Linked DNA regions of Homo sapiens: region 2 is linked to region 1. Evidence: chromatin loops called from intact Hi-C (ENCODE). Cell type or tissue: ascending aorta. All regions are shown on one strand. Each heading gives the region's core, and the rest is flanking DNA. Links, peaks and the distances in the headings are about the cores only. Region 1 has its middle 4.0 kb from the start of PDXK. Region 2 has its middle 7.9 kb from the start of CSTB.

Region 1 (2,806 bases), core at 211-2,710:
GAGACCCAGAGCTGGGTTCCACCTGGGGAGGCAAGTGGACGGGGTCCTGGAGATGGTGTCCAGAAAGTCATTCACTGAGAAAGAAAAGAGAGGACCTGAGAGAACTGACACCAAGCGGGTCTTCCACCAGAGCATTCGAGGCATGACCAGCTGAGTTATGGTGGCAACACAGTGTGCCCTCAAAGGACGGTGAACCTTGGAAAATGTCAACAAAAAGAGTCAAAATCTGTAAAATATTGAAAGAAATTTATTCTAAGCCAATTATCAGTGACCATGGCCCATGACACTGAAATGGGAGAGTTCCCTGACCCCTCTTGCAGGATGTGCAACAAGGGTGTGACTTGTCTGTTGAGCCGCCATGCATGTTCAAACCCCTTACAGGAGGGGGAGCACAGAGACGGGCAGGTGCAGGAGCGGGGATGAGTGCCCCTGGGCTCCAGCCCCACAGCAGCATCCAGGGGTGGGTGTCTGCGACTCCCGAAGCCCAAGCGGGCATGTGTTACAGTGCACTCTTTAGCCTTGCCATCTGCAGATGGCTTAAATCTTAACCAGCCAGTGCCCTCTTGGTACCCAGGTCCTCATCCAGCATCCAGGAAGAACCAAGTCGCACACAGACTTGAAGGATGAATGCGGGGGTTTTATGGAGTGGTGGAGGTGGCTCTCAGTGGGATGGATGGGGAGCTGAGAGGGGATGGAGTGGGAAGATGATCTTCCCTTGGAGTTTGGCCGTCCAGCAGCTGATCTCCCCTCTGACCGTCCCCCAGCTGAACTCCTCTTGGTGTTCAGACACTCCTTCTCTCTGCCCCACCATTCTGCCATCCTTCTGCTCTTCTGTTTGTCTCCTCATGGAGACAGGGATTTGGGGTTTATATGGGTACAGGACGGGGGACATGGCAGACCAAAAGGCAACTTTTGGGTGCAAAAACAGGAATGCCTGTTCCCATTTAGGGCCGTGGGTTTCCAGGCTTGAGGGCGGGGGCTTTCCCAGGGAACTGCCCTCTTCTACCCAGTATTTCCCTGTCTCCTGTCCGTATCAACACAGGCCTCAGGAGGTCCTGAGAACATGTGCCCAAGGTGGTCAGGGTGCAGGTTGGTTTTAGACATTTTAGGGAAACGTGAAACTTCAATCAAATACATTTAAGAAATACATTGGTTTTGGGCTGGGCATGGTGGCTTACACTTGTAATCCCAGCACTTTGGGAGGCCAAGGTGGGCGAATCACCTGAGGTTGGGAGTTCAAGACCAGCCTGGCCAACGTGGCAAAACCCTGTCTCTACTAAAAATACAAAAATTAGCTGGGCATGGTGGTGTGTGCTTGTAATCCCGACAACTCAGGAGGCTAAGGCAGGAGAATCACTTGAACCCAGGAGGCAGACGTTGCAGTGAGTCGAGATCACACCACTGGACTCCAGCCTGGGCGACAGAGCAAGACTCCATCTCAAAAAAAAAAAATTGGTTTTGCCAGGAATGGTGGCTCATGCCTGTAATCCCAGCACTTTGGGAGGCCAAGGCAGGAGGATCACAAGGTCAGGAGTTCAAAACCAGCCTGGCCAATATGGTGAAACCCTGTCTCTACTAAAAATATAAAAATTAGCCAGGCATGATGGCGGGCACCTGTAGTCCCAGCTACTCAGGAGGCTGAGGTAGGAGAATCACTTGAACCTAGGAGGAGGAGATTGCAGTGAGCCAAGATCGCGCAACTGCACTCCAGCCTGGGTGACAGAGCGAGACTCTGTCTCAAAAAAAAAATACATTGGTTTTGTCCAGAAATGTGAGACAACTTGAAGGGGGTTGGGGGGATTTCCAGCTTATAAGTAGATTTAAAAATTTTCTGGTTGACAGAGTAGACACGGTGGCTCATGCCCGTAATCCCAGCACTTTGGGAGGCCGAGATGGGCGGATCACAAGGTCAGGAGATCGAGACCATCCTGGCTAACATGTGAAACCCCATCTCTACTAAAAATACAAAAAAATTAGCCTGGCGCCTGTAGTCCCAGCTACTCGGAGGCTGAGGCAGGAGAATGGCGTGAACCAGGAGGCGGAGCTTGCAGTGAGCCGAGATCACGCCACTGCATTCCAGCCTGGGCGACAGAGTGAGACTCCCTCTCAAAAAAAAAAAAAAAAAAAAAAATTTCTGGTTGACAATTGGTTGAGTTTATTTAAAGACCTGGGACTGGCCGGGCGCGGTGGCTCACACCTGTAATCCCAGCACTTTGGGAGGCTGAGGTGGGCGAATCAAGAGGTCGGGAGATCGAGACCATCCTGGCTAACACGGTGAAACCCCATCTCTACTAAAAATACAAAAAATTAGCTGGGCGTGGTGGCGGGAGCCTGTAGTCTCAGCTACTTGGGAGGCTGAGGCAGGAGAATGGCGAACCCGGGAGGCGGAGCTTGCAGTGAGCCGAGATCACGCCACTGCACTCCAGCCTGGGTGACAGAGCGAGACTCCGCCTCAAAAAAAAAAAAGAAAAAAAGACCTGGGATCAATAGAAAGGAACGTCTGTTAAGATCAACGATTGTAGAGACTGAAGCTCTTACTTTCAAAGGAAGCCTTCAGGTAGCAGGCTTTAGAGAGAATGGGTTGTCAAATGTTTCTTATCAGACTTGAAGTCTGCATTGATGTTAATGCTGGAGAGGTAGAATAAGGCACATCCCATCCCCACTTCCCATCATGGCCTGAACCAGTCTCTCAGGTTAAATTTTCAGAGTTCCCTGGCTGAGGAGGAAGTCCATTCAGATGGTTGGGGGGCCTCAGAATTTTATTTTTGTTTTACATGACCATGGTTATGGTGACCACACGTCATGT
Region 2 (2,806 bases), core at 270-2,769, 53 kb before region 1:
GCCCAGGCTGGAGTGCAGTGGGGCCACCATAGCTCACTGCAGTCTCGACCTCCCCTAGCTCAGGTGATCCTCCTGCCTCAGCCTCCTGAGCAGCTGGAACTACAGATGCATGCCACCTTGTTCTGCTAATTATTTGTGTTTTTTGTAGCAACGGGGTTTCGCCATGTTTCCTAGGCTGGTCTTGAACTCCTGAGCTCAAGTGATCCACCCACCTCAGCCCCAAAATGTGGTAGGCTTACAGACGTGAGCCGCCGCGCCCTGTGCCTGCAGGTTTTGCTGGCCATGTGTTCCCGATCTGGCAGAACAGAGCAGCCAGGCTCTGTGTTAGCTGAGGTTCTGTCTGTGTAGACAGGGTCTGGGTGGGGGGAGCCAGGCAAAGCCAACAGTATCCTTACCAGCCCAAAGGAGCTGGGAGATGCCACCACAGCCTTACTCAGTCTCTCCTCTAACTGCTGTCAGGAAACGTGCGTTATGAAGCAGGGCCAACTGATGGAGATGAGAATAGATTCCCACTAGATTAGAGACAGAATAACATAATTGGATGCAAATTGTGCAAAAGATAAAATTGTAGGCTTGAGTAATCTAATCATTCCACTACCAGGTAGAGCGTCTAAGATTTCCTAATTGAGCTGCCCAGAAGCGGTGTTAATTCCCATTTTCTATCCCACAAAAGGCAGGGTCAGGACTCCAACATTTGGATGCTCAGAGCTCGGAGAGCTCCCCACGGCACAGCCAGGCCCTGGTTGGGCACAGTCCCTGACCATCGACTGAGCTCACACTCATTCCTTTCCAGGTCGTCTCTCCCTCCTCCCTCCTTCCCACATCTGAATGTCCTCGTGCCAGGCACCCTGCAGGTCTGCTTGCAGAGCGAGGCAGGCATGGCCGCTCTCTAAGAGGCTTACAGTGTCATAGGTGGCCAGGGATGGGCCGGGCCTTCCCTGCCCAGATCCTTCTCCCCACCTCCCTTAAGGGCGAGAAAAACTATAGAATTTCGCACAGATGGAAAAGACACACTTCCCAGGCTCCTTTGCAGCACGGGTAGCCACATAACCCGGGGATGCTAATGCAGGCCCAGATCAAGGAGCGGTGCGGAGCTGTGGTGGGGACACTGGGATCTGGGGGCAGGGAGCGCTGTGGACAACGTGGGGCAGGGAGAGCTACGTGTGCGGAGCTGCCTTTAGAGAAAGCTGACCGCAAGGCTGACTGTGGGGGTGGGGAGGGGGTGAGCCCCTGAGAGCCGGCTGGAAGGACAAGAGCGGGGCTCGGGGCTGCTCAAGAGGCTGCTGCCCGGCCTGGGAGCAATGGGAGGGGCAGTTCAGACTAAGCAGAGCTGACTCGGCCACTGTTGGCCCTTCTTCCTTCCCTATTCTCCCCCATGGCTACGCTCACCTTTGTGCTCCTTGAGAAAATCACAGGACGCAGATCCTAAGGGCTGCTGAGTCATGCCTGCCCGGCCTCGTGTGTCTGGGTGCGGCCCTGAGCCCAGGGATAAGAAAGAATTGCAGCCTGAATGAATGTACAACTGGCTAAATGTGGCCGGCCTCTGCGCCCACACTCCAGGGGTGCACATGTCCCTGACGGGGTTTCTGGCACGGGCAGGATGACCTCTTTTGGGGGTACAGGGTGTGGTCTCAGCCAGGGGGCCCCCTCCATGGCCCGACCACAGCCCTGGCCAGGGCGCTGCCGACGCAGCCTTGCCCAGGAGTGTGTCGTGAGGCCTGGGTATGACACAGAGTCAGGGCGGAGGGGGTGTGTCGAGAGGCCAAGATGCTGGTGGGGTCAGTGGCAGCCAGAGACGTAGGCAGACAGAGCTCAGGGATGGTGAGGCCTGGCCCACTTTCTGGGTGGAGAGGCCACGGTCTCCATCAGAGACTAGGGTGCCAGCAGGGGAGGCAGCGTGGCCTGTGCCGTTTCCGTAGGGAAACCTGAGGCAGGGCCCAGGGCAGCACATTTTGTGGCTACAAGCCGGAGACGGGGGAAGAAGGCAAAGGACTCGCAACTCCCACTCAGGGAGGGATCAGCCGCCGTGTCCCGCCTCCAGGAAGGGTAGCACCGAGGCAGGGAGGGTCATGGGGCAGAGCACAGGGTGCCCTCACTCAGAACACTGAGGCACAGACTGTGCATGGGGGCCCCATCCCCCCAACAAGGGAAAGTGAAGACTGGACCCTCAGAGGCCACACAGTCAGGCCAGCCTCGGGGTCGCTGTGCTGCTCCTGAGAGTAACAAGGGCGTGAATAACTAGATGTCTGGACACATCTGTGTGTGTGTATGCTGTGTGTCCACGAGTGTGTGTGCCTGTGCATCCGTGTAGTGTGTGTGTTCGTGCATGTGTGCCTGTGCTTCCGCGTGTGCGTCCGCATGTATATGTGGGTGCGTTTGCGTGTGCGTGCATCTGCGTGTGTATGTGTGCGTCTGTGTGTGCATCCGCGTGTGTGTGCATCCCTGTGTGCGTGTGTGTGCGCCCGCATGTACGCATGTGTTTGCATGTGTGTGCCCGCAAGGTTCCCATGTCCAGACGCAGAGAGGGTGGTGAGGAGGCTACACACACAACTGCTTTCTCAGGGCCATGGGTGTGAACTTGGGGCCACTAGCCTTCTGCGTCACTTTCACACTGTTCAGAGAAAATCAGCCAGGTGGTGTCTGTGTAAACAATCAGCACAGCCAGGCGGACGCGTCCTTCCAGTGAGCTCAGGGACCCGGCCCGGCTCTGAGGGAGGCCTATGATGCTGGGTCCGTGGAAGCCAGTTCCAGCCAGGCCATTCATCGTGACCTGTGAGGTCTTGGGAATCCCACCCGACCTCCGAGA

The links. Hi-C counts contacts between places; a loop is a spot of excess contacts. Peaks named below come from ENCODE experiments on the same cell type or tissue, not always from the same donor. Only the 100,000 strongest peaks of a DNase experiment are listed, where the experiment ranks them.
Region 2: a loop joins it to region 1, with 5 times the contacts of the local background. A loop is called at or near these places in 39 of 110 quality-filtered maps.

Annotation. Positions count from the first base shown.
Region 1 is chr21:43,713,728-43,716,533 of GRCh38, reverse strand. No RefSeq gene overlaps it. Among named protein-coding and RNA genes, the nearest start is that of PDXK, 4.0 kb to the left of the region's middle. In ascending aorta, for the core only: no CTCF peak of the experiment used is centred there; no DNase peak of the experiment used is centred there.
Region 2 is chr21:43,766,980-43,769,785 of GRCh38, reverse strand. No RefSeq gene overlaps it. Among named protein-coding and RNA genes, the nearest start is that of CSTB, 7.9 kb to the left of the region's middle. RefSeq lists enhancers at 579-1,192, 1,171-1,743, 1,193-1,806, 2,421-2,806 and a cis regulatory region at 915-1,963. In ascending aorta, for the core only: no CTCF peak of the experiment used is centred there; a DNase peak (open chromatin) is centred at 1,425.